2 separate regions of the Homo sapiens genome follow, and region 1 is linked to region 2. The links are chromatin loops, found by intact Hi-C in ENCODE. Cell type or tissue: IMR-90. All regions are shown on one strand. Links, peaks and the distances in the headings refer to the core of each region. The heading gives the core; the rest is flanking DNA.

Region 1 (16,253 bases), core at 8,003-10,502, 810 kb before region 2:
GTTACATTGGCACTGTCACTAATCCTGCACTACAGAAAGTCAGCATGTCTTCAGCATAACTACTGCATTGTCTTTGAGGAAGAAATAATTCAATTTGGCTGTGCTTCCTTAATGAGTTCCCAGATTGTCCAAGTAAGGGGCTAAAGTTATGGGTGTAATTCTGTTTGTACACATACTTGTTTAGTAATATAGAATCCAAGAAGATTAATGAATAATTAAGAATTCTGGGATGACAATTCTGACATTTCTACCTTCGTTCAGGCCTTCCTATTTGTCAGAAAAGAGGGACAATTCCCTTGTAACTTCTCAAGTCACTGACTTCAATGAAAAAAAAAAAAACAACACAAAACCACAAAAGTATAAACTGCTCATAAATGAGAAAACTCTCATCTCCCAGATGAAAGAGCTGCCCAATAATAGTTCTTTTAGAAAGGCTTTATTTTCTTTTTAAATATTTTATTATCTGTTTAAAACTTTCAGCTTCAGAGGGTTTCAGACAAACCTGTAATTTCTGTGGTCATTGTTTTCCACATACAGTCCTTCAGACCTGAGTTTCTCCAGCTCAAGCCTGAATTTATGCACAAGTCAAAAAAGGCTCTCATTTATATGCTGAGCCTCGAGGGGTTCTTTAAAAACATCCTAACCAAAAACCAGTCAATAGTTGCAAAGTCACTTGGTAATTTGGCCATTTCTGAACAAACGGAAACTTATATAAGATAGATAATTCATTCTAAAATGTTATATTTGGGAGAATCATTATGAGCCACTTTAAAGAGTCAGTGTCTCACATAAAACAGAAAGCTTTTGAACATATTCTTCCTGTGCCATTTTCTGTAAGCTAAGTGTTAAACAACTGTATCCCAAAGATCACTGGATTTGAACACATATTGGCATGTTTGGTTTCTTTTGTTTTTCCTTTCATTCAACACCACTGTTGAGCAATCACTGAATGAGTTGTAGGGATATAACAGTGAATAAAACTGATAATAGGGGAAATAATGGGAGAAAATAAGCAATAATCGGGTAACCGAATATCACTGATAATTTAAATACAGACAGATATAAAGCATAAAGTAAAGCAAGTTAGTGGAATGTATACCTTATGTTGGGGTGAGGTGTGCTTCTCTAAAAAAGTATCATTCAAGCAAAGATTTGAATGTTGAGAAGGAGCCATCCATGCAAAGGCCTGAGAGACTTGTGTTCCAGGCAGAGGGAACAGCAAATGCAAAATCCAAAACAGCAGAAATCATGATAACAAAATACACATGTTGCTTTAAGGTTAAGTTAAATATAAACTATTTCTATGATAGCAACATCCGTAGAACATGAGCCCACTAACATTGCATAAGATTCTGAAAGTCATCCTGGTCTCTGCCTTACCAGTATTTAAGTAACAACACTAAGAAACCAAGAGGTGGATAATTTGCTTTGTAAATTCACATGATATAGTTTTAATGTGTTGATGGAAAAGTCAGATTGTCCTTCTCATTACTCAGGATTTTGCTCTATTCTTGATATCTTTCAAAATCTATCATTGTCTACTTTTAAAAACAAAAACTCAAGAGGATTCAATGTCATTAATATCAAGTTATTAAACAGGCACAACAGTCTCTTTCAGTTAAAGCATTTGTTAGTTTGCAAGAACTCTTTTTGACACTGACTAACCATCACCGTGTAAATAATAGATCTACCACTCCAGAAAGCAGTTTTCCTCTATTGACATTTGCCTCTCAGCAGCTTTTGATGCCAGACCAAAAGAAATGGAATTGTGTGGATATAATTACTTGTTGTAGCAGCAGTTAATGCATTCACTATTGTTCCCCAAGGACTTAAAGGCTCAAATATCTATTCTCTGAATTTATTAGAACTAAGATTCACACATTTCTGTAGTCATAGTGATTTGGGAACACAACAGGAATAAAACAGAAGTTAGAATATTACTTCACAGCTTCAAAATTAAACTCTCTGCTGAGGGGGGGTATCCTTTCAAATTTGCATACTAACGTTTGGCCAAGATAAAACTTCCAATGGCATAATTAAGTGTTCCTGAACTCGGTTTCTGAATGCATTTGGAAAAGGTGGCTATGAACATTAAGAACTGTATTGTTTAAAAGCAATCTAAAAACCGCTTTGAAAACAATGTGAAGGTGGTAGGTGGACTGAGAATTTTCAGACTCCTGCATATATGATATGATACTTTGAAGAAATATTGGTGATTATATTGAGTATATAAAAGTAAAATTCCCGTTCCCAAAGAAATATCACAGAGTAATTTCAGAAATATTTCTTCATATTTACAAACATGGAGAAATAGAATTTGTTCTTCATTTTTTCCTGTATCAGATGGAAATTCTAAAAAAAGAATATTTCCCTTCACTCTATTTTCTTTCTCATAAACTCCAACTCTAATGGTAAATTGCATGGAACCAGTTCCAAATACACACTCTCTCTCTTAAAAATGTAATAATCTCAAGCTAGAGGAAAGAAAGATAGCCAATGAAAAGAGATGCAGATAAAAGACAACTGAGAAGAAGCTTAAAAGGTTTTCCTTTTAAGCTTTTCTCTGTTCTTCCATCAGCAAAGAGGAAAAAGGAGGATAAAAAGAAGGTAAAATGTTTCACTCTTAAGAGGGTTACATTAGCATGTGGTTTCAATGTGCATCCAACTATAAATTCTTTCTAGCAAAACATTACTTAATATTGATACCTAGGGTATAAGAGTGGGAATGAATCACTGAAAATTCGGATGGACTTACATAGATACTAGCAGTTGTATTTATACATGGTTAAGGGAAGAATAATGCTCAGATAGTTTAGAGGTAAAGCTGATCTTCAGGACTGAGCACAGAGACAGTCTACTTATTAGCCTAATTGGGTATGTATCAGATAAGGTTTACCATATAAAGAGAGGATGTCTGCTTCATCTTGGGGGTTAGAGGGGAGGTTGAATGTTGTTAGAGAAGTAGTTTGGAGTTCAATGCCACCCATATAGTGTTCTGGCACAGACTTTGAAGGAATTTTTTTGTTAAGTTCAAAGGAAAGAGCGGGTACTAGATGAAATATGTCATTGAAGACCCTCTTCTTGTCTAACATTAAAAGTTGTTCCATAAACTAAGAATGTAAGTCAGTACTCTTTGGGTTTTTAACAAATTTTGACCTGGTCAGAGAGGACCTTTCTCCACTGGCCTCACTGTAATAACACTCCCAATCATGTGGTAGGACTTCTATGCTGAAGTTGGAGTTTATACATACTTGTGAGCCTCAATCTTTTAATAATCACTAATGTTCACTTTTGTCCTTGAACACAGCACAGTGCTGACCAAGTAACATGCCTTCAATGGTAAATTATTACCTCCAAGTCTTTATGTAATCTTTAGTACCAGGATAGATAATATTTTTCTGGTGAGAAACTGACATTGTAATGGTGTCATCTAGTGGGATACAGCAAATATAGTACCTGGCTCCGGTGTCAGATTTGGATTAGAAGGGTTGTCTCCAATTAGACTTGGAAGATTGAACCAACCTCCTGAGCTCTACAGTTGTATCTGTATCACAATTTCTGTAACTATTTCTTCTGCTCCCAATTTTCTCTCCTGAATTGCTAATAGAGATAAATAAATTGATGTGATTTTGTTTGCTTTGTCTTTTCTTCATTCAGGAAGGTAGAATATAGGTGAGCCAAAGGAATCTATTAGGGCATTGTCTAATTAACAAAAAGAGCAAAAGAAGAACGGAACATGGCAGCCCAACTGTGAGTTCTGGTTACATCACTTACTCGCTTCACATTCTTGGTGTACTTGCTAATGTTCAGTAAGACAGCCAAAAATGAGGATGCTAAGACCTATTCTCCCTACTACTCCACTGATATCAGGCATCCTCGTATTTGTAGTAGCTGTTACCTTTGCTTGGAGTAACTTCCTTCAAATGTCCACTTTGCTAACTTGCTCAATCTCCTTAAGTTTTTGTGCCTATAGCCTGTTTTCCACAAAGCCTTCCATGGACACCATATTTAAAATTTCAAGCTAGTTTCCTTCATCACTGTTTTTTTCAGCATACTTAATATATTTTAATAAACAATAAAAACGTTTTATATATTATGTTTGTTGTTTATTATTCCTTCCTCTGGAATTTAAACTTCACAAGGATAGTAATTTTTATTTATTTTATTCCCTGATATCCCTGACTCATAGTAAGTACTTCTATTGATTATTAAACCAACAAATAACTAAATTATATTTAGCAACTAAAATGTTTACTTAACATATAAAATTGTTGCTTTACTTAAAAAATCTCTACTATAGAAAGATTCACAAAGTTACAAAGATGAAAGATAAGAAAGGAGAAAAATTACTATATACCACACAGATTTTATTTCTCCCATTTTTCTCTTTTTAATGTACTTACTTGGGTAACCTTTGTTGAGGACATACTCAATCTCCACACAAGGGAAAGAAGTAGAGGATGGACTTTGTAGTTTGCAGTTTAATGGGGAAAATAATTTTTTGGGGGCCTGATTGTGTTAGACATCTTAATAAATTAATGATAGCAGAGGGGTCTTTCTACTAAAAACACCCAGCTTGGCTGCTGCTGATTTAGAGTTTTATTCTTTTAGCTGGAATGATCATTGGTCTCATTTTATCACATCACTGAAGTCTGTTTTTTCAGCTCACAGCCTGAGGACATGCAATCCATAATCAAAAGTCAGAGGAACTCAAAAATGGCAGCCTCTCTTGTGAAACACAATTCATTCCATGGGATATTTTACATTTGTGGTCTCTAAGCCACTTAGAAAGTAAATAACCCAACTATACAAGTGACAAGTAGTGACCCCCATGCTACTTTAGATGGAGATTTGCCAGGAGAAAATTATGTAAAATGTAGGTAGGTATCAATATTTCCCAGATTTATAATTTAGACTGTGGCTTTATTAGCTTTAGTTACCAGTGACTTATGGTTCAGGATGGGAGTTTAAACTTATATGTTTGTTGCCAAAAAAAAAAATGATGATAACAATTCATATGCTTAAGTTTAAACAACATTTTAGGACTAGATTTTGCCACTGAAGGAAAAATAGGCTTTAAAAAAAGGGATACGGACAGTGGGGAAGGAGATTTTCCTTTTAAAAAGAGAAATTTCTGAAGATAAATAACAAAAAAAAAATGAAAGTAAAATGGGTAGACTGGGTCTCTCTCTGATAGAAGCCTCCTCAAACTCACAATTGAAAAGACAGGGTTTGAATGTAAACAACTGTTTAGACCTATGAATACTCAATAACCTAAGAAAAATGATAGAAATCTAGATTTAGGAACAAAAAATTAAACTAGTAGGGGAAGATTTGTTCTAACTATATATTCATTTTTATTACTAAATAGAGCACATACTCGAAGACTGAAGGGCCTGTACTTGGATTCTGTCACTTTCTCAGGGCCTCCCCAAGACTGGAGAGAGGCATTAACAGTAACATAGGCAAAGCTCAATTGTCTGCTGAGATAGATAAACAAAATGATATGTCAAGCAACAAGTGTATGACAATATGGAGTGCTGGGAACTGTGAATACCTGGATTACATGTTCAGAGACAACAGTCTTCACACTGTTGTGAACAGAATATTGACATTTTGATTTAGCTTGTAAACTGCCATTTTTTTTTTTTACCTCTCTTTAATGGGTAAAAGAGATCAACAAAATTTCCCCTATCAGAATAAAGGAAGAATCTACTTCAAAGAAAGAAGCCAGTCTCCTCCTCCATAGAATGCAGATGTTGTCAATTCTTATAGTTTTATGGTGTCTCAGCATCTATTCTGAACCTAGGTTTAACTTCGCATACCAGAAGAAGGGCTTAGTAACTCTTGACACAGTTTTCATTTCTCTAGCTCTTTCTGATTCTAAGTGTGGTCCATCCAGATATCTGCCTTAAGTAACCACCTCCTAGTGTCCAACTCCCCATGGGATATGCAGAGATAACCTCCTTGACTCACCTCACTGACTCCACTCTCCACTCAGTATGCAGGTATGCTACAGGGAGCATTCCCTGTCCCAGTCACCACATGTGACTCACACCCGCTTGCTCTGCATCCACCAATTAGAACTCCATGTGGGAAACTTGCTGGGGTAATGTCCTGGATCCCAGTAAAGCCTCAGGCTATAGGTCTATCTCTCTCTGTCTCTCTTGCTCCCCACCTGCTGTTTGAACACATTGCCCTGTGACCTCTCATTGGCTCCCAGAGGCATCTCTCTACTCTCATGGATCTGAGAATAATATACTTTCTGTTATGTCATGTGTTTTTGTTTTATGGCCTCCTCTTACTTGACTGACACATGCAGATTTAACTTCTTTCCCAGTCAGGGCTCTCCTAGAGAGTGGTCTGGGCGATAGAGCAAGACTTCATCTCAATAAATAAATAAATAAATAAATAAATAAAAAATAAAGAAGTACAACAAAACACATCTGGCCAACTAAAAATCATATTATTGTTTTTTAAATTCAATACTTTTGAGACCTATTTTGAACTACATATACCAGTATATGTAAGTACATATTTATTAAAGAACATAATTATGTTTATTTCAACATTTAATATATTTACTTTCATGCTACATTATTATGCATGTTATTATGTCATAATGACATAATTTATATAGTCATTTCAGATAAGTATATCTTGACCTTGTCTATTTATAGCTCTTCTTCTAGACTATGGAATTTTTTCCATACTACAAGAACTATTTCTTGTTTACGATTGTATTTCAAAGCCAAGCACAATTCTGGATTAACGTATATAGAATAATTTAAAATATTTTTTAAGTGAGGTTATTCTAAGACAGATGTTATCTATTTACAGTTTTACTTTGGGTTGTCTTGCTTTTATGTCCTGGAATGGAGGTGTCTTTCTCTCTCTTCCCCTTTCTACCTTCCCCCTCCCCCATTATCTTCTTCTCTCTACCACTGGATCATAACTGGATGAACATTTCTAGTTTCTTGCTTCAACTCTGTAGACCCACATTTGCCATCCAACAGATAATTCCAATAGCTAGACTTGGAAGAAAGTATATGGTCTGTAGTCTAATTTCTAATTTAGCCTTATAAGTGGTAATGCTGATATTTGGTTTCCATATGTCTGTTACAAATGTCTACTTTTCCATTGGCCTATGTCAAATCATGGGGTAGAAAAAAGACTGTGACTAATTATCAAACTCCAACCCCAATATCTATGGTGATGATGCTGGGTTGGAAGGTGTGCTATTGAGGATGACAATTTCAAATAAAGTTTTCCAGTTCATTAGCTTCCATTACCAAGACCTCTTGCTGACTCCTCTGCAAATTGTTCTTCCTTCCATCCTCTCCTTTCCTTCTTCACTAATCAACTAGGTGGGCGTAATTACTGATCTTAGGAATGGGGTAAAGAGTATAAGCTGTCTGAGCAATGTGTAGCACAGAACTTATGTAATGAGCAACAGGATAAATTTCTTGGATCAAGAAATGCAATTCCTGTAAAACATTTGATGTCTTTTGAAGTTGATTGCAATACTATAATAAGAAACTAGGCCCATTAAAAAAAAAAAAAAACCGTATCATGTACAGATGCCCCTTGACTTACAAAGGGGCTACATCCTGACAAACTCAATAAGCCCATTGAAGGTTTCAAATACTGTCAGTTGAAAATGCACTTAATACACCTAACCCTCCAAACATCCTAGCATAGCCCAGCCCACATTCAACATGCTCAGGACACTTACCTTATCTACAGTAAGACAAATCATCTGGCAACACAGTACACTGTGGAGTACTGGTGTTTACCCTTGTGATTATGTGGCTGCCTGGGAGCTGTGGCTCACTGCCACTGCCCAGGATCCGGAAAGAATATTGTACCACATATGGTTAGCCCAAGAAAATATCAAAGTTCAAAATGTGAAGTACAATTTCTCCTGAATGTGTATTGCTTTTGTACCATCGTTAGGTTAAAAAAAACTTAAGTCAAACCATTGTAAGTCGGGGACCGTGTGTATTCTCTAAAGTAAATACAGAGGCAACACCTCTTTATGAGTAAATTACAATAAAATAAATGTATGTCTGTATGTTTTCTCAAGCTCTGAAAGGTCTACCTCTCAATTGTCTCATCTATAAACTGGTAATCCATTTAAACCATGCTCTTCCATTTTGTTAACTAGTCAAATAAGTAACTCATCCAAAAAGAGGGTGGTACATTCATGCCTTCTGGATTACTAACTTTCCTCTGACATAAGGCATCACTTCAAATATTGGCAGGTAAGAACCAGAGAGCAGTATTTACTTTCTTGGAATTTGGTATTACAACCCCTCTGGCTTCCCCAAATAATTGCCCATATTTTGCCATCTTGACCATTCTTCCTGTAGTGTTTGAGGGCAAAGGGCAGGAGCTCCATTTACTCGTTATAGATGTGCCTAAGATTTGGTTGTTATGCCGACAAACAAATACTTCATTGTTTTCTATAGAATTTTAGGGGTCCCATTTTTAAACTGCACCACTGTATATGTCTTCTCTCCTTGAGATAAAAGTTGCAAACTAATGGTCCCTGGGCTGAATTTGACCCATGGAAAAATTAGTTTTAAAAATTAAACTCTTCATTTTGGGCTAATTATAGATTCATATTCAGTTGTAGGAAATACAACAGAGAGATCCAATGGACTCTTTATCTAGTTTCCTCCAATAATCACATCTTGCAAAGCAATTGTAGAGAATGACCACCACGATACTGACATAACTACAATCCACCAGTCTTATCTACACACATCTTTTATTGCATAATTTTACCCTATATAGTATTTTCAATCTGAATAGCAGCTAATAGTTACAAATCAAAAACTTTAAATAATGGTATAGATTTCTGATTTTGCTTTAAAAAATCCTATTTCTCAAAACTGGGACTGCATTCTATACATAAAATCAGGCTAGAAGTGAATAGCAGTTCGATTACACAACACACATTCTCCCTTTTATACTAGTACTCAGCTACTCGATTTATCTTCTTAACAGCTAACACAATTCATGTAGTTATGCTCTTATGGTTGTCTCTTCTATCACCTGTGTGGGAAGTCCCTAATTCCTATTTTAGCTTGTCCATACTCCAGTGTCCCAAACCTTGTCAGTTTATCCACCAGAGGGCACTCCAGCCCCGCCTGTGTTTAACTGTAGCCTGGAAGAACGAAGATAACATTAGGCCTCTGAAAGGTGAATAATTGGGGTCCTGAGTGAAGCAGGCCAAATATTTCTCAAAGAGAACAATGTCACCAGGTAAAAGCAAATGAAATTATACAATGCCAAATGAATAGTTTTTTTTTTAATTTTCAGTCTTGGCATTTCCCTGAGGTCCAAACATACATTCAACAACCTACGTGACATTTCCACTTGGAAATTTAACACACTGAAAATAGAACATTTATTACTTTTCTTCTACACCTGCTTCTCTTACTTTCCCCATTTCAGTAAAAAGTTATGCCATGTACCCAATCTTTCAAATCAAAGACGCGGAAATCTTCAACTCTTCCTTGATTCATCTCTTTACCTCAAATCACCCTTCTCTTCCCTACATGTAGACTTTATCTACAAATCTGATTGCTGATGCCTCCAAGGTATTTTTTAAATCTATTTATCATCAAGGCTAAGCCAACATTGTTGCTCATCTGGACTACTGCATCTGCATTTGCTTCCATTTTTACCACTAGAATCCATTCCATATGTTAGTTAGATCGCTTTCCTGAAAGCATAAATCACAACCTACAAGGCTCTGCAATTTAGTATCTGCCTACCTCTCCAGTACCATTTTATTTTATTCTGAAAATTGTTAACTCCATTTCACTCTCTCTCTATATATAATATATAATTTATATAATTATGTATATAATTATATACATATATATTTGTTTGTTTTACAAAAGCACCCTTTTTGATGTGCTGTTCTTTTTTCCTGGACATGCTTTCCTAAGTTATTAACAAAGCTCACCCCACACCCTTTTAGTTCTTAGGTGAACTATCACCTTATTTAAATATCACCTCATCACAGAGGCTTTCACTCATCATCCTGGCTAATATGGCACCCACCTCAATACCACTTCTGACTTTATGCACTCTTCTATTACTTTGTTGTATATATCATTATATTATTATATTTCTGTGTTTGCATATATAATTACTATCTATATCTTATAGCTACTATATAAGTTCCATAAGATCAGAGACTGCATATGTTTTTTCACTTCTGTATTACCCAAACTCAGAATATTTTCAAGGACATAGGCCATGTCTATTAAAATTTTTTAGAATGTATAGATGAAAAGATTAATTATAAATAATATTTGAATTTGGCAAAAATTATGAAAGCCTGATAAAAATTGTAATATTTAATTAATTTGTAAAATTAAAACATCATTATTATGAATACATATTAAGATATGTATTTAAGATAATTATCTTGAATAATAATGCACTGGAATTTCTATTTCCAGCCATGATAGAATAACAGAGCACAGATTTGGCTTCTCATGTTAAACAACTGAACCGTCAGAAAAATATATGAAAATAATGATGTTTCAAGTATCAGAGAACAATCAGTGCAGACAGTAACACCTAGGAGAGAAGAACTAATGAAATGAGCTTTAAGATTGCTGTGCATACTGCTCGGAGAATTTCCAGGCCATAGCACAACTCAAATATCACAGCTCAACTGGCTATCTGCTTAAGTTGAAGGGACAGAGTTGAACATTCTGAGAAGTCAAAGTGGTTAGAATTTGCAGGGCAGGTTACTGGAGAGAAGAGAAATGCACAGACATCCAAATGTCTGCAGATGGCTCCTGTAAAGTCTTCAGCTGAATGCTGGTCAGCACATTCACGTAAGGGAATTATCTGAAGGTAGGGGAAAAAAAATCACCAGAAAGGAATAATCAGAACAATCCCTACAGCTCACTCAGAGCCAGGAATAGTTTGTGTTTTCACTAATTCAAATGAAAAAAATAATCTTGTTAATATACAAGGCATCAAAAAGAGTGCTAAGAAATATTTCTCTTAAAGAGGAAAAATTAGCTCTGGACTAATGTGCTGGAATTTCTATTTTCTGGACTAGTGGCTACTCTGGATCCACCTAACAAAGCAAAAAGCAGGAATTGAAGTGATCAAACTGTTTTCAAATGATGTAATTGTGTCTCAGAATAAATTCTAAGTATATTTCACTGAGATGGAATATGTAGGACCTAACAAAATAAATTTCAAAATACCTAGCATCTAATAAAGAAATGAGCAGATATTCAATGAAGTAGGAAAATAAGATTCTTAATTAAGAGGAAAAAATAATGAAATGCCAAAAATGATATAATTATTAAAAAAAGAAAAACAGTTTTGATATACTCTATATATACTCAAGATGACAGATAAGCACAAACATGTTAAGGAGAGGCATGGAAGATTACTGGACTTTTGAAGATGAAAAATACAATGTCAAAGAGGAAAAAGGCATTGCATGGCATTGCCAAGAGGTTAGAAATGGAAGAAGAATACATTAGTGAACTTGAAGATATATCAATTAAACTATCCTGGATGAACTCAAGAGAGAAAAATGAGTGAAAAAAATGAACAGTATCAGTGAGCTGTGAAATATCAAATGACCTAAAATACATTCAAATCATAGAATCCCCAAAGCAGAGGAAGAGGGCAGAGAAATACATGAAAAATAATGACTTCAGTTTTTTTTTTTTGTTTTCAAATTGATGAGAACTATAAACCACAGATTCAAGAAGCTTACAAACCCCAACCTTAAGAAACATGAAAAAAACTGCAAGGGACATCATAATCACATTGCTTAAAACCAGTGATAAGAAAAAAAATCTTAAAAACAGCCACAGGAAAAAGATACATTATGTATAGGAAAATGAAGATAAGAATACAAGTCAGGATTACTGTGGCAGTACTTTTTTAAGTAAAGGAAGAAAAAAAAAGGACCTATCAAACTAGAATTCCATATTCTACAAAAATATCTTTCAAGGAAAATGAAAAAAAAAAGGCAATACAAAGGCTAACAAAATTCACCACCAGCACTGCAAAGAAATGTTAAAGGAAGTTCTTCAGGAAGATAAAAATCTCAATCTATTCAAGGAATGAAGATCAACAGATAAAGTAAGTATGCATGTGAAAATAAAATATAATTTTCCTATTTATAAGTTTCTTTGAAAGATAATTGATTTTTAAAAATAAAAATAACTGAATTTATCATATAGGTGTGTAGAAGCAAAATGGATGATAACAACAGCACAAAGACTGGGAAAAGGAAATAAAGAGTATACACTAATAAGATTTTACATTATATGTGAAGTGAGACATTACTTTAAGCTAGACAGTGACATATTAAACATGCATGTTATAAACACTAAAGCAAACAGTAAAACACAAAACGAAGAGTTAAAGCTAATTAGCCAGTCAAGAATGTAAAACAAAATTTTTAAATTAATTAATTTAAAATAAGGCAGAAAGAAGGAAAAAAAAAGAATAAAGTGTGAAAATGGAAAACAAATAGCAATATGGTTGATTTAACCTAATCATATCATTAATCAAATTAAATGGTTTTCAACATTCCCTGATTAAAAGACATAGGTTTTCAAATTGGATGTAAAAGTAGGATCCAATTATGTCCTTCTTCAAGAAATACATTTTAAAAATAAAGAAAGAAACAAATTAAAAGTAAATAATGGAAATGAATATACCAAGCTAACAATCAAAGAACAATAGAATTAATTATTTTATACCAGACAAATTATACCGGTAAAGAATATTACCAGGGATAAAGAAGATAATTTGATAATGATAAAGGTATCAGTTGATCAGGACATAATGGTTCTAAACATTTATGCTGCTAATAACAGTGCTTCAAAATACATGAAGCAAAACCTGAAAGAACTGAACACAGAAACAGACAAATCACCATTACAGAGACAGATTTCAATACCTCTCTCTAAATAACTGACAGGACAATGATACAGCACTTTCAAGCACTATCAACCAAAATGACCTAGAACGCTCAACCAAATAAGTACCAATGATGTACACATTACTTTCAAGTACCCATAGAACGTGTAGCAAGATAGACCATACTTTGTCAAAAAATGAGTTTGCATAAACTAATTCAATTATGACAAAGTATATTCTTTGACCACAATGAAAATAATATGAATTAGAAATCATTAACTAAAAAGAATGGGAAATCTAAAATATTTTAAAATTAAATAAAACATCTTAAAAACCGATGGATCACAAAAAAAAAGAATCAAAAGGGAATGACACAGCATTTTGAACTGAAATAAAATGAAAACACAACATATCAAATTTTATGGTAGGGTAGCTAAAGGAATGTTTAGAGAAAATGTTGCAGAATTCTTCAATTAATTAGCAAAGCTTAAAAGAAATGACCTAAACTTCTAATTTAAGAACCAAGAAAAAGAAGCATAGATTAAACATAAAGCATATAAGAGTTATCTATAAAAGAACAGCAAATTCCACTGAAAGAACAGAAAACGTGCAATAGAAAACAGAAAAACAATAGATAAAATCAATAAACCGAAAGCTAGATTTTTAGAATAATCTGTAAATATGAATTAGGAAAAAATTATCAATATTAAAAATGAAAGAGGGTAATCACAACATACTTTACAGGCATTAAATTGATAATGAGGGATTTTATGAATAACTCTTGCCAATAAAAACTAACAACTTAAATGAAACAAATTCCTTGAAACACAAACTATTAAACCTAAATATTCCTATATCTATTAAAGTAATAGAACACATGTATTTGAGAATATTCCTACAAAGGAAACTCTAGGTACAAAAATATTCACTGGCGAAGTTAACAAAATATTTTAGGAAGAGAAAAAATATTACTTCCACACAAACCTTTTCAGAAAGTAGGAGACAAGGGTATACTTCCTCACTAATTGTATGAGACCAATATTGCCCTGATTAAAAAAAAGAAAATCAGAAGAAAAGAAAACTACAGAGCTTCGTCTGCTCATTAACTAACATGCAAAAATCTCAAAATTTTAGCAAGTCTCATCTTGCAATGTATAAAAAGAATATTTTCTGACCAAGTGGGATTTATCCCAGTAAGGGAAATTTGACTTAACATATACAATTTAATGTATTTCACTGTATTCACAGATTAAACATGAAAAATCATATGACCCTCATAACAGATTCAGAAAAAATGAAAAAACAAGTGACAAAGTCTAATATCTGTTTATGATAAAAACTCTCAAGGGACTAGAAATAAAAGTGAACTTGCTCAATCAGATAAAGGATATCTATAAAAAGCATACAATCAACACCACTTTTAATGGTGAAAGACAATGCTTTCCTCCCTAATATTAGGGAAGAAACAAGAATAACTGCTGTTACCACTTCTAATTTACTAGATTGTACTAGAGACATTACCCAGTGCAATAAGACAAAAACAACAAAGGAAGAAAGAGAGGGGGTGGGGTGGGAGGGGAGGAGAAAGAGAGAGAGGAAGAAAGAAAAAGAGAAATAAAATACATACAGAATTACAAGAGAGATGTAAAACTATCAGAGATGATGTAATAGTCTATGTAGAAAATCCAGGTAAGTTATACAAAAAGCTGTAGACCTAATAAGTGAATTTAGAATGTTTGCAAGATGAAAAGTCAATATACAAAAAATCAATTGTATTTCTATGTACTAGCAATGAAAAATTTACAAATTGAAATGAGAAAAAACATAATTTATAAATGTATCAAATATGAAATAATTAGGGATAAGTTTGATTAAAAACTTTCAGGACCTATATGCTGAAAACTATGGAAAGATTTCTAAGTGAAATTAAAGAAGAAATAAAGTGAGAGATAAACTATGTTTATGAATTAGAAGACTCAACATTGTTATTTTGTCAATCTTCCCAAACTGATATGTCTACGTTCAAATCAATCTTAAACAAAAGAGTACCATGTTGTTTCTACAGAGATTAATAAACAAATTCTAAAATTAACATAGAAATTCAGAAGAGCTACAATACTTCCCCAAAAAAATTTAAAATAGAAAAACAAAATTGTAGGACTTATACAACCTGATATCAAAACTTAGCCATAAAGCTATGAGAATGAATACATTCATATTAGTATAAAGATAGATACAGTATATAGATCAATGAAGCAGAATATTTTAGAAATAGACCCACACATACATGGTCAATTTATTTTCTACAGTTTTCAAGAAAATTCATTGGAAAAATATTTTTAATAAATGGTGCTGGGAAAAAATGCAAAATCAAACCAAAACCAAACCCCCAAACTCTACCTTATACTGTATGCAAAAATGTGTTCACAATGGATCATATTCCTAAAGAGGACAATTATAAAATGTCCAGAAGGAAAACTAGGAGAAATTTTGGTGACCATGGGCTTGGAAAGACATTTCCTTAATAGGACATCAAAACTATAATCTCTTTTAAAAACATACTTTTTAAAACTTTTAAAAACTTTTTAGGAAGGGAAAAAAATATTACTTCCACACAAACCTTTCCAGAAAGTAGACGACAAGGGAATACTTCCTGACTAATTTTATGAGACCAATATTGCCCTGATTTTAAAAAAATCAGAAGAAAGGAAAACTACAGAGCTTCATCTGCTCATTAACTAAGATGCAAAAATCTCCAAATTTTGGCAAACCTATGAAGTTAAAAAGTAAAAACATAATTTTTATTTTGTCAAAATTAGGAACATTTTCTCTTCCAAATAAAGTTTCTTTTTAGAAAATGGAAAAGCAAGGCAGATGAGAAAATATTTGCAAAACATATCTGATAAATTACTTATGCTGCATTATATCAAGGACTCTCAAACTTCAATAAGATAAATAATAAAAGGAATTTGCAAATGATTTTAACACATTTATCAAAGAAGATATACAGATAGTTAATAAATACATAAAATATCACAAATTCACTAGTCATTAGAGAAATGCAAATTAAATCCAAAATGAGATACCACTGTACATTCTTTATAGTGGGTAGAAATAAAAAGCCTGATCATGTAAAATGCTGGTGAGGGTGTGAAACAATTTTAACTCTTAGGTAATGCTGATTGAAATATAAAATCGGCCGGGCGCGGTGGCTCACGCCTGTAATCCCAGCACTTTGGGAGGCCGAGGCGGGCGGATCACGAGGTCAGGAGATCGAGACCATGCCGGCTAAAACGGTGAAACCCCGTCTCTACTAAAAATACAAA
Region 2 (16,253 bases), core at 6,589-9,088:
AAACATATTTAATGACCTAGAACAATTCTAGCACTGCTGTAGGATGTATTGGGATGGATAGTGGAAGAGTGATACAGAGTTGAAAAAATATACTCTGGTCCTTAGGATCTCTAAAGTCTTGTTGAAAATAGGCCAACCAGTGTAGCCTGATCTGAGGAGTACTCTAACAGAGGAATGCAAACAAAATTCTGCCTGGGCTGGTCACAGGAGACTTTGCAGAAAAGATAATATGTGAACATATATATGTTTGTGTCTTACAGATTTTAAAGTATAATTTGTAGACCATAAAATTCACCCATTGTTAGATAATAACTTAATGATTTTTAGTTGTGTAACCACCACTACATTGCAATTTTGAGCTATTTTCATTACCCCATAAAGTTTCCTCAGGCCTATTTGTCCTGCTCCCATCCCCAGGCAACATACCAATCTTATTTCTGTCTCTGTAGATTTATATGTAAAATAAAATGTATAAACATAATAAAAGATGTAAACCATTGAAAATACCTTATAAAGTAAAAATATATTCATTTATATAAAATTGCATCTGTAATTGAAAATACATAAAAATTATGTACTAAATATATATAAAATACACACAAATTATTTTAAAATGAAGGGATAATTCAATATCATGGTTAAGTCTTAGCAGAAGGAGTAATATGAAGCAGTGACTCTGAGGGGGGCTTCTAAAGTAATGTTAATGTTAAATTGCTTAATCTTGGTAGTGGGCATATTGGTATTTTCTTTTCTTTAAATTCCCTTTATAAAACATATTTTATATTTTATAAATCTGTATACATTATCAAAATATTAAAAATGAACATGAAAGGATCCTTTAAAGGAAACTGCAAAAGAAATTATTAGAACCCCAAAGTAATTTTATCAGTACTGTGCTGAAAGGTTGCTAAATTTATCACCTATTAAAGTAACTGTACAGTTAAAAATAAGCCATATATATAATAAGTGTTTATGAACTTTCTGTAAATGAAATTACACTGTGATTATTCTGGAAATTGCTGTTTTTACTCAGTATCACCATGTCGAGTGTAGATTTAGTTCATTTTCACTTCTGGATAGTATTCCAGAATATACTCTGGTCCTTAGGATCTCTAAAGTCTTGTTGAAATTCTTGTTGAAAGATCTCTAAAGTCTTTGTTGATAGTCATTTGGGTTACATCTATTTGTCTTGCTCTTATAATCAGTGCTACTGTGAACTTTCTTATGCATATCTTTGCACACATTGGCATTAGTATTACTAGAAATGGAGTTCCAGCATCATAGGGTATGTGCATGTTCAACTTTACTGGGCAATGCTGTTTTCAAATGACAGTCTCACCAACAATAGTTCAGCATTGCTGTAATTTCACGTCTTCACCAACATTTAACATCTCATTCTCAGAGGTCAATTGTGTTTTCTGCAAAATGTCTTTTTTTCTTGCCTATTTTTCTATTAGGATGTTTTGTTTTTGATACTTGGAGATTCTGTGTTCTAAATACCAACCTTTTTTTGGTTATTGTATTGCAACTATTTTTTTCCCAGTTTATGTAACTTATATTTCATTCTTGTGGTGTCTTTGTTGAAAAGAAATTCATAATTTGATGAATGTATTAGTTCTGTCCTTTATGTGTTGTACTGTTTAAGAAAATCTATATTGTGAGGGGAAATGTTTTTTCCTCTCCTTCTACTGAATACCAAAGTTAGGCAAGTTTCCTTGTGTGCCCTCTGAGAAACAGGTTTCTCATTTACCCTCATACTGAGGTTATAATCAGCTTTATGTAGGGAGTTTCTCCTTAGGTTCTTTCCATCCTGAGGGTGCCCTGGGCTGTATCTCCTGTCTTCCGCATGCAGACATGAAATGGCTCTCAGAACAACATAGAGAATAAGGAAACTGGGGAAACAACATCAATAGCTGTTGACTCCAGGACCAATTGCCTTCTTTAGCCCTGACCATTGCCAGGAAATGGAAGTCTCACATTCTTTGTCTCAGCCCTCCCAAAGCTAGGAACTGGACACTAGAATTGCTGTGATGTTTGCTGCAGAATAATCATGTACCTCCAAAACCAAATTTGCCACAAGAAACAGTACAAATGCAGCCATCAGTTCTGCTTTTGTAATGTTGTGTGGGTGTATCAGGTTTGTCAAAGTTAGCTTGGTGTGGAATTTGAATTGTAAGGGAAACTGGGATATTTGAGCTTTAGTTATCCAGCCACTGGCATGCTGTAAGACATGAGAAAGGCAATTTAGAATGGAGTTTTCAGACAATCTACAACGTCCACAAGGAGAAAGGGGGACTTCGACCTTGCATCCAGACCTGAGATAGATGAAATGTGGGCAAAAACCAAAAACAAAATAACAGCAACAAAGACCCTAAAGATGTAGAAATAAAATAACAGAAATGGTCTCCATTTGTGCAATCTGTGTTAGGGAGTGGCGTCCTTAGTTTTAGTTAGTTTTGTTATGGTTTTGGACATGTGAAGTTTATGTGGCCTGTAGAATATTCAAATATTTTAGGAGGCTGCTCGGTTCTATGGATGTGGGATTCAGAAGAGAGATCTGAACTAAAACTGTGGATCATCAGCATATAAGTTTTAGGTGAAGCTGTGAGAGTAGATGAGATTACCATGCAGTGTATGAATGGAGTGAGAGTTAAGTAGTTCCTATCATACAGGAACATTTATAGGATAGACAGAAAAAGAGAAGCTCTCACAAAGGAGAAAAAAAAAGAGTGAAAAAAATAGAACCGAAAATAGGAGAGAGCAGTAGTTACTATCATATAGGAACACTTACAGGATAGACAGAAAAAGAGAAGCTCCACAAAGGAGAAGAAAAAGAGTGAAAAAATAGAACCGAAAATTAGGATACAATATTATGGAAGTCAAGGGACGAACATTCTCTAGGAAAAAAAAAGTGTTGATGATTCGTGTTAAATGTTAAATGAGATCTAGAAGATCAGACATTTCCTTCAGTGTGCAGATTGTATACTGCACAATTCTAGAGGGAGCTAGTTTGTGAAAGGTTTGCCCTGGATTTGTGCAGTTAGCATACAAACTATATATCCATATGTAAAGACCCTAAATGAGAGTTAAAAGTGTCCATTGGTTTTAAAAGAAATCGTTGGTCAACATTCATTGTAGTTATGAGACTTTTAGGGGCAGTTACCAAATTCTACTGGGTTCAGATAATTGGGAGCTGAGGGATGGTCAAACACTTACAATAAAACACTTTAATTATTAGGTTATGACTTCTTCCATCACCAGGCTATGAAGTATTTCATCTGTATAACACCATTGCCAATGCAGTGGCTGACATGAATAGGACTGATGAATGTTGAATTGATTATTAGAGTATATACCTCCTCCCTCATGTTTTTTGGTTAGATAATTTGCTTATTTTCTCTCTGGCTTTATTATTCTGGTGGTATTTTTCCTTCAATGGCTGTAATACTGAAATAAATATTTTTATGCTTATTACATTTTTAATACTTTGTGTTCGCTCTTCTTAGTGATACCGTATATTTGTTCCATACTAGTCTTAGCACATGCTATGCTATGGACTGAATTGTATGCCCTCCAAGTGCATATTTTAAAGGTGCAGTGTGACTATATCTGGAGATAGGGTCTTTAGGAGTTAATGAAGGTTAAATGAGAGCATAAAGATGGGGCCTTAATCCAATAGGACTGTGGCTCTATAAAAGGAAGAAAAGAGAAAGAGATCCTGTGAGGACACAGTGAGTAAGCAGCCACCTGCAGGCTAGAAAGAGAGCCCTCGCCAGAGCCAGAACATGCTGGCACCCTGATCTCAAACCTTCAGCCTCTAGAACTGAGAGAAAATAAGTTGCTATTGTTTAAGTCATTCAGTCTCTGGTATTTTGTGATGGCATCCCAAGCAGACTAAGACCACACACGTCCTGTAATAGGAACTGGAAACTCAAAGATGAGCAGAAGAGAAATGGTATGTCCTTATGAAGTTTTCAGGATTTATCATTTAATCTTCTATTAATATTATAACAATTATAAATGTATTCTAATTATATTATAATCATATTAAAAGTTTGATATTTATAACTTAATAGTGAAATAATTTAATATTTATAATATTGACCAGTTATGTAAATATTAAATATTGATTACTCATATAGATATAAATTATTAGCTGTTTAAGTGGCAAAAAGGAAAAGTATAGGAAGCCATAAGAGTAGGATATAGATAGAATGCTGGACCTAGCTGTAAGGCTTTTCTGAGGAAGTGACCTGTGTAGAGATATGATGGATAAGTGAGGACAGTACAGGTGGGAGAACATTCCAAGATTCAGGACCAGCGTGTTCAAAGGCCCTGTGGTGGATCTCCGGAACTAAAATAGATTGCCACTATTGGAGTTCAGAGATGAAGAGGGAGTTTGGCAAGATCTGAGAGTAGAAAGTTGGGTGTTGTTCAAATCATGTATGGTCTTGTAAGTCAAAGACTTTGATCTTTATCGTAGGAGCTGGCAAGTCAGTGGGAGGAAGTAACATGACTTTTGAATTTTAAGATTATTTTGGTAATAGTGTGAAGAGTGAATTAGAAAGGTACCAAGAATTGAGGCAGGGAGCCTGTTTGTTTTTTAAGTGAGGCTTTCATTTTTTTCAATTCATTGTGACCTTTTGATTATAAAAAGTTTTTACCCTTAAAGTACCTTCTCAAAGTACAAATAGACAAACTAGGCAGTCCAATAGAATTGTGGTTCCTTTACATTTGTGACACTTTAGACAATTAATAATGTTAATTTAAATGACATTTTTGTTACATAGTCTTTTCCCTGTGGTGTTAGCTGCGGTAGTCAAATAATATAGTTGGCTCACATTTAAAGAATTAGCTGAAGGAATGTTATTGCTTACTTTGGAAATGCAAAGGGTTAAACATCTTCCAAAATATTATGTAATAATATTATCAACTTTTTACATGTAACTTGTTACACTTAATTAAAAATATTAAAGATCACATAATGATAAAAAATAAGGCATCAAATTTGTAATTTTAAAATTAAGTGATATTTTTCTGTTATAGAAACTGAGAATATTCCCAACACTTAAAGAAAAAATTAAAATAATACATTGGCTCCCTCTGCTGCTTGAACAAATTATTTCATTTACAAACATAATGTTGTCAACATTTTTCTGACATTATTACATGAAATTGCTATTACTTTCTCCTCCTTTTCCTTCCTCCTTCCTCCGTGTGGGAGATTTGAGACAGAAAGAAAATCTGTTTAGTAATTTTTTTACAATCCTGGTAAAACAGTTCTAATTTTCAGTCAAATTTTTCCCGAGGAGATAACTTGTTGTGCTAATACTTTGATGGCTTTAAATTCCTAAAATTGGGTTGCCTCCAGTTTCATCACTCATCTTAAAATATGTCCATCAAAACTTGTTTTATCATTTATATATTTGTGTGATTTTAAAAAATTAACTGACTTAAAACTTAATAGTTGATACATCCTCTTTACTTGTAGAATTATATTGGAAATAAATATTACAAATAAAAATGTATTTTTTCTAAGACTGTGTTGGTAAATACAGGTGAAAGTAGTTGGCAGTTTCATTTATAGTTGAGGTGTCTGTGTTTACCCTGGTCCATGTGTAAAGTTTTCAGAAAACGAAACAATGCTATAAATTCAACCCAGCTTTTTATGCTTTCCTACCTGTATGAATTGCTATTCCTCTCTTTTTGGTTGTGAGGAGATGAAGGTATACTTTAAATTTTAGCTATTTAAAAGAAAAAAATATATGCTGTTTTATATTATTTTTTCTCAAATGAAGGAGGTTGGGTTGAGGGGTACAAAAGGAGAATCAGCTGTGGAATTTTTTCTAAACATACCTCTCCCTACATAAATTTATTTTAGTTAATTTAAAAATAAGATATGCTTCAGTTTTAGTTTTATAAGCGTTAGAGAAGAATAGCAGTATCATACCTTAAAGCATACACAGGCTAGAGATATAAGAAAGTTTATTGCCCTAAAAACTATAGTATTTTATATGGCATAAGAGGCAATGTGGAAGCTTGGGATCGCTTGTTTCAGTGTTCTTATCTGTAAGACAGTAAAAACTCTTAAAACGGTGCCTGTGCATAGTGAGCACAATATAAATATTTGTTATTTAGTGAAAATAAAAAGAATAAGTACATTGTAAAACTTTCTTCTACCTACAACTGTGACTCCAGTGTTTATTCTCATAGGAGTATTCATAAAGCATTTCCAAAATTTATAGTGGGTAGTGGTTTTTTCGTGTTATGATCAATGCTATGTGATTAAAAAATGATCAATTTATATGATTAAATGAAATAATGAAATGTACATAGTAAAATAAGAAGTAGGACAGTGAAATATTAATACATTAATACAAATAATAGATGTACCTTTATGCAACACAGTCCCTGGCATATTAATAAGTATGTCTCTACATGCTTTGTGTGGTCAACACTGTGTTTAGTAATCACTAAATAAATATTGATAGGCTGAGTGCCATTAACTTACTTTGACATTGATAATCTATTATTCTACCAGTGTAGAAATTTCCTCCCTCTCTCTGTCACTGCCACCCTTCTTTCCTTCCTCTGTATGTAGACATAATCCTGAAAAGTCAGAACAAAATTCTGGATCTGATAATGAAAAGATTACTTCATTTGTCAATTCTAGTTTGTATTCTCTGTAAGATTGTTTTAAAGAATTCATTAGAGTTATGCTAATCTTCATAATTGTCAGCTCCTAATGAAAAGAGCTAGTGTGTGTGAGTATGGATGTTTCACAAAATTAATTCTACTTTTTCAAAAACTGTATCCATACCTTTATTTTGTTTCTGGGGCAAAATAGATAAAGCTATACTGTTTAGTTTTATTGAGTCACTTCCAATAGGTTTCCCAAGTTTCTTTAAAAATTTTGTGTATGAGTTGGAGAGAAAAGCTAGTCATGACTGAACTGTTATTGTAAATTAATCACTATTAGAACTTAGAAAAGGCAGATGACAGAAGCACACAAAATCAAACACTAAAAAAAGATGTCTCTGGGTTCTTAAGTTTAGCGTGTATGAAGATCATAAGTAGGGATTTATTTATAGACACTCTTAGGTGTGTCCCAGGAGTATAAATTTTTAGTAAGTAACCCAACTTATGTCTAATGCTAGTGATCTAGGGACCACATTTTGTGAAATACTCTTCTAAGGTGGCTCTTCACAGAGTTCATGATCTTGATGCAGGCTCTTTCCTTCAGTGCTAGTCAAAAGAGAACCTTGGACTTACCAGAGTGTTGATACTCTCTCTCAAACTCTCTGTAGAAATTGGCATCCACAGATGTCTTAGAATAATTAAAGTTTGGAACCCTAGGATTATCAATGATTGAATGTGCTAGAATTTCTCTTTTGAGGGGGAAAATCTGATAACATCTGTTTATATTTGTATTATGTTGTGGGTTTATGAAAAATAATTCTAGGGTGTTTGTTTTCATGCAGTTTGCTTGCTGGTGAACAGTGGAGATAGAATGTGACTTAAAGTTTCTCTTCTCTTGCTAAAATTGAAGATTTACCTTTCAAAAGACCTATTAGTCTGTCATATGCTTATCCATATACAGACTTGCACTGAAGTACACCTCTTCCTGCCCTGTTTATTAGATGAATTGGTAAACTTATTCAGAGGGCCAATTTCAAATGCAGTTTTGAAGATACCTTTCTCCTGGTATAGGGGATGGCACTGTTATAGGACTAACAGTTTCATATGCCCGTGTAGTAACAGATCAATACACTGAGATAGCAGGATTTGCAGCAGAGAAAGAATGTCATGATTGCAAGGTGTCCAGTGAGGAGATGGGAAGAGACCCTCAAATCCTTCATCTTCCTGAGGAGTTCTGGGCTGGGAGTTTTAAGGAAACCATGGAGAGTGAGGAGCTGGAAAATTGGGGTGGCTGATTGGTTGGGGAATGAGGGATGAAGTCATCAGGATGTGGAAACTACATTCTTTGGTGAGTCAGCTTCTGGTGGTATCCTTCTTTCAGAGCAGCTGGCATCAATGGGGTTTTTCAGACCAGCTGGTGTTAATAGTTTCATTGGTATGCAGGACCTAGAGGAATATCTCAAAGGGAAAACTAGAGGAATATCTCAAAGGGAAAACTTTGAGTTTCATAATGTTCAAGTTGTTACCTATAGAGCAGTTAAGGGAAACTATAATCTAGGATCTATGGGATTTGGGGCAATAGGCAGCAAACAGCCATGAGGAAGCAGGTCAGACAGCAAGCAGACCTGGGGATTAATGCTCAATGTGCTGCAAGCTTGGTTTATTTTTGTTTGTCCCCCTCTTCTTCCTTGGCTAATTTATAAAGTTTATAAGGACAGTTTTAGCATCTCTCATGTAAGAGTCTTATGACATACTTTATGGGAGGTCAGAAAATCCTTCCTAGGTTATTGACCTGCTTCAGGCGAAAAGGGCAGGGGGAAGGTTAGTGAGACCTTCCTGCATCCGCTGTTTTTCAGTATGCCAAGGAGGCCTGTTTTGGGGTAGTGTGTCCTGAATCCCATCATTCTGTTCCTCCATCTTTCTGCACATCCATCCAGCATCTTGATAGAGAATAGAGCAACTTTATTCTGTCATTAATAGAATTCAGATAGAATAGAGATTTGGGGCTGGAGAAAGTTGCCATGAAAGACACTATTTTGTCTCACATGCAGAAAAAGACACTAGATGTGTTCATTCAGTAACTAACTGCTAAATTGTAAATTTCATTTGATGACCTCAATGAGATGGAAGGGCTTTGTCTTAAATCACAGGTCGTTATTCCCTGAAGAAATTTTTAAAAAATCTTTTTTTGTGGGCTTGTTTTTTTATTATGGGAGTTAGGAAGGGAAGGCAGTGTATATTTGCCTTCTAGCTAAAATAGAATTTGTATTTTTGAGTTTTACTTAAATATGAAACCTGTGAAATAAATTCTGAACTGGTAATTAGTAATATCATTTATTTTTATTTAACAGGATAAAGATGATTCAGTTGATGCTCAAAATATTTGTCATGTGTGGCACATGAATGTAGAAGCCCTTCCAGAATGGATAAGCTGCCTAATCCAAAAAGTAAGTTCTTAGTTTCTGAGTAAAATTAAGAATATACAACCTTCAGAATGTTTTTGTCCTCCTTTTAGAGCTATTTTTCTTAGATGCATTCCTTGGCCAACCTCTTACTGCTCCTCACTCCCATTACCTCTCTTCACACTTCTTTTCTCCTTTCTCCGCTTTATATACCTACCTGTGTTTTACGCACACACACACACATGCACACACACACATAATATATGTTACTTTTAAATATACAGAAGCATATATATGACATATATATTATTATACACACACATATACATATTTACCTAAATACACATATAGCTTATTTAACTTGTTAATTGCCTAGCTCCCACCCTAGAATATAAGCACCATGAAGTCAGGGACTTTTATATTTTGTTCATTTGTATTTCCCAGCACCAAGAATAAGTCCTGTTGAATAAATGGAATATTCTGTATGTGTTATTCATATGTATACATATATACATAAATGCACAAGCATACAAAATAAATAGGATAATTAATGACCCTCATTGGTATAATCAAAATGAAAATTCTACACTTTAAAGGATCCTTAATGAAATATTATAAGAGCAAGAACTGACCTGGTATGTGTAGTTATTTTTCACAATTCAAAACTCCTGTCTTAGAAAATTATAAGTAGTAGGACTTTGGAAATATATAATTACATTTCTCCACTGAGCAGCTTAATTATTTGTTAAAAAATAACATTTGATAGATATCCCTTTTCACACTGTAACAGTTTTCTAGGAGAATGCCAGTGCACTGTTTATAAGTGTCCTGAACTTAACAAAATATATTAGGACACTGCAGATATTTCACTATCTCAGTTGGAAAGATAATTTTAAGACAGTTCATTATTAATTTCCAATCTAAGCATAGAAAATGCACTGTCTGATGTATGCAATCAGTATATTTTGGTTGTATGTAAAAAGCCAGGAAGAGCTTTATTCTGTTGGTTGGGTAACGTTCCCTCCCACAGTGCTTGGTATGCAAGAAGTGTATCAAAACAGATACTTTTCTGTGAGATTTTACTTGCAAATTAAGCTCTGTCCACTGATTTGCTTCCTGGTTCCATAGCATATTTTTCTTTAGTTCACACTGTATCCATATTCAACCTATTGTTCAAGAGACTCTCATTTAGAATTCTTAGGAATATTGTTTGGATGGGCATGATTTGCAATATGTTATCATTCTAGAACTTTGGCGCTGCTTATCTTTATTTCTTGGAAGGCTTGTTTTATTTGCTGTTCAGTCTACTAATCAGAAAACAGAAAGCTAGCCTTTTCTGTGGCATAGAAAACTTTCATGTGGCTGGCTTTAAAGAAAAAAAAATTTCTCTTCAGTTACTTTATAATGAAAGCACTGTCTTTATTCTTCTTTATTACCTGTAGGCCCAGTGGACAGTTGGAAAACTGAATTGTCCTTTCTGTGGGGCCCGTTTAGGGGGCTTTAATTTTGTCAGCACTCCAAAATGTTCCTGTGGCCAGCTTGCAGCTGTACATCTCTCCAAGAGCCGGACTGATTATCAGCCAACACAGGCAGGCAGACTAATGAGACCATCAGTGAAATACTTGTCACATCCTAGAGTTCAGTCAGGTTGTGACAAGGAAGCTCTGCTGACAGGTGGTGGCTCTGAAAACAGAAATCACAGGCTTTTAAACATGGCCCGAAATAATAATGACCCTGGAAGATTAACAGAAGCACTCTGCCTGGAGGTGCGACCAACATATTTTGAGATGAAGAACGAAAAACTGCTGTCCAAAGCATCAGAACCAAAATACCAGCTTTTTGTTCCCCAGCTTGTGACTGGCAGATGCGCTACAAGAGCTTTTCATAGAAAATCACATAGTTTGGATCTGAACATCAGTGAGAAACTGACTTTATTACCCACTTTATATGAAATACATAGTAAGACTACTGCCTATTCCAGACTAAATGAAACACAGCCTATTGACCTTTCAGGCTTGCCTTTACAATCTAGTAAAAATAGCTATTCCTTTCAGAATCCATCCAGTTTTGATCCTAGTATGCTGCTGCAAAGATTTTCAGTGGCCCCCCATGAGACCCAGACACAAAGAGGAGGAGAATTTCAGTGTGGTCTAGAAGCTGCTTCAGTGTATTCTGACCATACTAATACTAACAATCTGACTTTCCTGATGGACCTGCCCTCAGCTGGCAGGAGCATGCCGGAGGCCTCAGACCAGGAAGAGCACCTCTCCCCTCTGGACTTCCTGCACTCAGCCAATTTTTCATTGGGCAGCATTAATCAGAGGCTTAATAAGAGAGAAAGGAGCAAGTTGAAGAATCTAAGAAGGAAACAACGAAGGCGTGAAAGATGGCTACAGAAGCAGGTAATATTTTTCAAAAGAGTTTACTAAAAATCTGTATTATAAATACTGGAGTTTGGGGAGTGGAGCTAACTTTCAACATCTGTATAATAAAAACTTGGTTTTAGTAATTCTGGAAATGCTATTTCTCTCTGAGTGCACTCAGTAATCATGCAGCCATATTATAATTGGCATGTATAACCCAGTCTCTATGCTTCATGCATGTTTAGAAAAAACCTCTTTTGTGCAATTTTTCGCAATTCTAATATTTTAGAGGGATATTAATCTCTAATTAACACTGGATTGTTTTTTACTATATTTTAAATGTATGACATATTAGGATTGTTTTGCAGCGGTTTTATTTTGGGTTGAAAAAATGTTTTTTTTAAATTTTGGGTTGAAAAAATGTTTCAGTAAATTCAATCAGGTGACAAAGTCATTCACTTTTCATCACATTTATAATAGCTTAAGTGGGTATTTCAAGAAGCCTTAATCATGGGCTCACACGATCTAGTTATGATTAACTGTGCTAAATTGTGAAAATTATCTAAAGGGTAATTTACCCTTATTGTAATTTCGTAGGAGACTATGCTTCTCTATGATTTGATCTACTTCAGTACCCATAGTAATATGCTCCAGAGTAGGATGTGCGAAGGAACTGAACAGTAAATGTTAGGTGCTGTGGAAAGAAAGCAATTAAAGCCAATGGATGAGATGCTCATGAACATTTGAAAGTTCGAACCAATATGTTTCTGAATAAACTTTTTTTTTTGCAAATTGACTTTATTATCTACTTATTCATAATAGTGTCCTTATTAATCAGTGTGTTGTAAACAGAACTAAAATACAGAAAGCTGCAACTTGATATATTAGTTTTTTCTTTTAAAAATAGTTAAGTGAACTCATTATGGCTTATTCTAGTTTTGACTCAATGAAATAAAACTACTGCATTGAATGCTTCAGATTGAGTGTTTTTGTCATCTTTCAGTTACATAGTATAATTATTTCTATAGGTAATTTTTTATTATATTTTTGGTTGCTAAAACGCATTTCAGTTTGGTTTGTTTACAAGTGATAGTATAATGTGACATCAAAGTATATATTACAGAATGTAAAAAATGAATGTGTTTTAGCATCATTATAACATACTTCATAGTTTAACTTAAACTGTAAAATTCAAAATTTTCATTGAGACTCGAGCTATACATAGGTAAATTGGAAGTGATCATATGTTAAGTGAATATTCAGAAAGAATATTTTCAAAATGATTAATGTAATGTGGAGGGCTCTAAAATCTGTAGCAAATAGAAATGAAAAAGAAGTATGAAAATTATACTTTGTACTGTAAATATATGCAGATAACATCTGCAATTTAAAAATGTGTTTAATTCTTAGGCTAGGTAGTTTTGAAAACCTCAGCTACATGATTGATCATTTTCCATCATAGGAATACTCTTATACACAGTTTAGAGCAAAGCAAGTACAAAGTTAATGTGTTTTTTTTTTGTATAGATGAAGTTATTTGTATTCATTCACATACATATGATATAGCTTAATTGATCAGAATTAATGAGTCTTAGACCTGTTGTCACAGGTCAGTGTAGGGAGTGACATGGCAGGATCCTACAGAGTTTGATTGGTAGCACAGAAGCTACAGGCAAACAAATACCCAGTGTTTATTTAGCACAGTAAATTTTAAAGTGTATGGCAGCACAGAAATTTTGTGTTAGTGATATAAGTATACATCGCAGTTAGAACCAGAATAATTACAATTTTTAAGTCTGTTTTGCTAATTCAAGCAAAAAGACAAATCCTAGAAAGAGTAAATATCTGAGATAAATTAATGGCATAGCTGTGCAGTTCATTCCATATTTAATAAAGATTATGTAAACACTTACTAAAGCTTGTTTGTGATACTGTGTCTTTGAGTAATGACTTCAGTACAGATCAATCTTGCCCTTTTTAAAATGAGGATAAACATACAATATGTAAAGTAAAAGTTACTATTATTAATGATAGTTTTTTAAAAATTTAAAATAATTGGTTGATATATCTGGATTTCCAACTTTCACTTGAAGTTTTTAATAAATGTTTGTAAGCTAGACATCTTTCAGTAATCTATGCCATGACAGAAAGTATTAATGACAGTACAGAAAGTTATTTAAATATTTGAATCTTAGGGATGTAAATGAGATTGATATTAAAGCAGACATTACAGCCAGTTTTCAGGGTTTTTGTTTAGCAAAAGTTAATTGAGCATCTACTTTGGGGAAAGACGTAGCACTGAGCCACATTTAACCAGCAAACCTCTTTTTTATCCAGCATAGTCCTTTTGTTTTTCATTTTTATTTTTTAAATTATCATGCAATAAAATTATTCTCTACATACAGCTTTATGACTTACACACATGTAAAGGTTTATATAATGACCAACACAATGGACATACAGAACATTTTGATCACTCTCAAAACTCTCTTGTGCTATATACCTTTATAATCACATGCTCATCCCGTCCCTAATCCCTGAAAACCACTGATGTGTTCTCCATTATTTTAGTTTTGTCTTTTTGATAATGTTGTAAAATATTAATATACTGTTAAAATATAGAATCCTATAGTATACAACCTTGAGACTGGCCTCTTTTACTCAGTAAAATTGCCTATAGATTCATGCAAGTTGTTTGCATATATTTATAGTTTGTTCTTTTTTATTGCTCAGTAGTATTCCATTGTATGAATGATCCACAGTTTATCCATTCAGCTGCTGAAGGACAAGTGGATTGTTTTAGGTTTTGCAAATTATGAATAGAACTTTTACAGACATTCATGTGCTTATTTTTGTGTGAACCTAATTTTTTATTTCTCTAGGGTAAATACTCAGGAGTGGGATTGCTGGATCATATGGTAAGTATATATTTACTTATATGAGAAATTGTCAAATTGTTTTCCAGAATGGCTGTACCATTTTGCATTCCAAGCAGCAAAGACTTCCATTTTCTGTGCGTCCTTGAAAGCAAGCACTGGTATTCTCAGTGTTTTAAAATTTTAGTCATTCAAATACATAGACAGTTGTATCACATCATGACTTTAATTTGCTTTTCCTTAAGGATGCTGAACATATGTGCTTATTTTACATTTGTATATATTCTTTAGTTAAGTGTCTTCAAATCTTTTGGGCTGGTGTGGCAGCTTATGTCTATAATCCCAGCACTTTTGAGAGGCCAAGGCAGGAGGATTGCTTGAGTTCAGGAGTTCAAGACCAGCCTGGGCAACATAGCAAAACCTTATCTCTACAAAAAAAAAAATTAAAAAAAAATTAGCTGAGCGTGGTGGTGTGTGCCTGTAGTCCTAGCTACTTGGAGGCTGAGGTCAGAAGATTGCTTGAGCCCAGGAGTCCAAGGCTACAGTGAGCTATGATTACACCACCGCACTCCAGCCTGTCTCAAAAAATACAAAAACAATCTTTTACTCACTTTTTAATTGGGTTATTTTCTTTCTTTTAAGGGTTCTTTATATATTTGGGATACAAGTGTTTCATTTGATATGTGATTTGTAAATATTTTCTCTCAGTCTATAGCTTTTCTTTTTATTCTCTTAATTTTTTTCCTGTAGAGCCAACCTGTTTAATTTTTATGACGTCCTATTTCTCAAAAAACGTTTTAATAGATTATGCTTTTGGTGTTGTATCTAAGAACTCTGCCTCGTACTAGGTTATGAAGATTTTCTCCTATGGTTTCTTCAAAAAGTTTTATAGTTTTAAGTTTTACATAAAATTGAGAATTAGGATTCATTTAAAATTAATTTGTAATAAGTTGTGAGACTTAAGGGGTATATTATTTTACATAGAGATCCTCAGTTGTTTCAGCACCAGTTGTTGAAAACAATGTCCTTCCTTCATTGAAATGCATTTGCAGCTTTGTCAAAAATAAGTTGTCTGAAAATGTGTGGGTATATTTCTGGACTCTGTTCTGTACAGTTCATATTTATGTCTGTGCTTTTGTTAGTACCCCTTTTTTCCTGTGACTTTGTTATTCTTTTTCAAAATGGTTTAGCTATTTTAATTTTTTGACTTTCCATATAAAACTTAAAATCAGTCTGTTTATATTTATAAAACATCATGTTGGGATTTTGATTGGAATTATATTGAAGCTATAGATAAACTTGGGGAGAATTGAAATCTTTACTATGTTGACTCTCGTAATACGTGAACATGGTATGTCTTTCTTTTTAAGTCTTTGATTTCTTTCATCAGCATTTTGCAGTTTCCAGCATTCAGAACCTGTGCATGTTTATTTAGATTTATACCAAGTATTTTTTCTTTTGAGAGGAGTTATTGTTATTTAAAATTTTTTTGACTCACAATTATATATTGCTAATGTTTAAAAACACTATTTTTGTTTTGACTTTGTATCTTGTGTTATTAAGAGTATACATTCTTGACGTTTCTTGTCAGATTTATTCCTATTATTTTTAATGCTGTTGCTAAATGCTAATGTTTTATTAAATCATAGTTTCCAATTCTTCATTATAGTATAATGCTGAATGGAGGTGTTGAGAGCAGAAATCCTTGTCTTCTTCCTGATATTAGCATGAAAGCATTCATTCACCAGTAAATATAATGTCAGTTGTATGCTCTTTTTCAGGTTGAGGACATTTTCTTCCATTTCTGGTTTGCTGATAGTATTCTCATGAATGGATGTTGAATTCTGTAGAATGCTTTTTCTGTATGAGTTTGATATGATCATGTGTTTTCAATGTTAATAATAATTCACTATCAAATATTGAGATAGTCTTGCATTCCCGCCATAAACTACACTTTGTTATACTATATTATT

What was found. Hi-C counts contacts between places; a loop is a spot of excess contacts. Peaks named below come from ENCODE experiments on the same cell type or tissue, not always from the same donor. Only the 100,000 strongest peaks of a DNase experiment are listed, where the experiment ranks them.
Region 1: it touches region 2 in a loop (12-fold over the local background); 11 of 110 quality-filtered maps call a loop at or near these places.

Annotation. Positions count from the first base shown.
Region 1 is chr5:63,392,501-63,408,753 of GRCh38, forward strand. No RefSeq gene overlaps it. Among named protein-coding and RNA genes, the nearest start is that of HTR1A, 560 kb to the right of the region's middle. In IMR-90, for the core only: a CTCF peak has its summit at 9,149 (motif pointing right); no DNase peak of the experiment used is centred there.
Region 2 is chr5:64,203,075-64,219,327 of GRCh38, forward strand. RNF180 (ring finger protein 180) reads left to right here. Exons shown (of 8, transcript NM_001113561.2): 3 at 8,991-9,086; 4 at 10,484-11,443; 5 at 14,287-14,322. Among named protein-coding and RNA genes, the nearest start is that of RNF180, 45 kb to the left of the region's middle. RefSeq lists an enhancer at 7,808-8,102. In IMR-90, for the core only: no CTCF peak of the experiment used is centred there; a DNase peak (open chromatin) is centred at 7,987.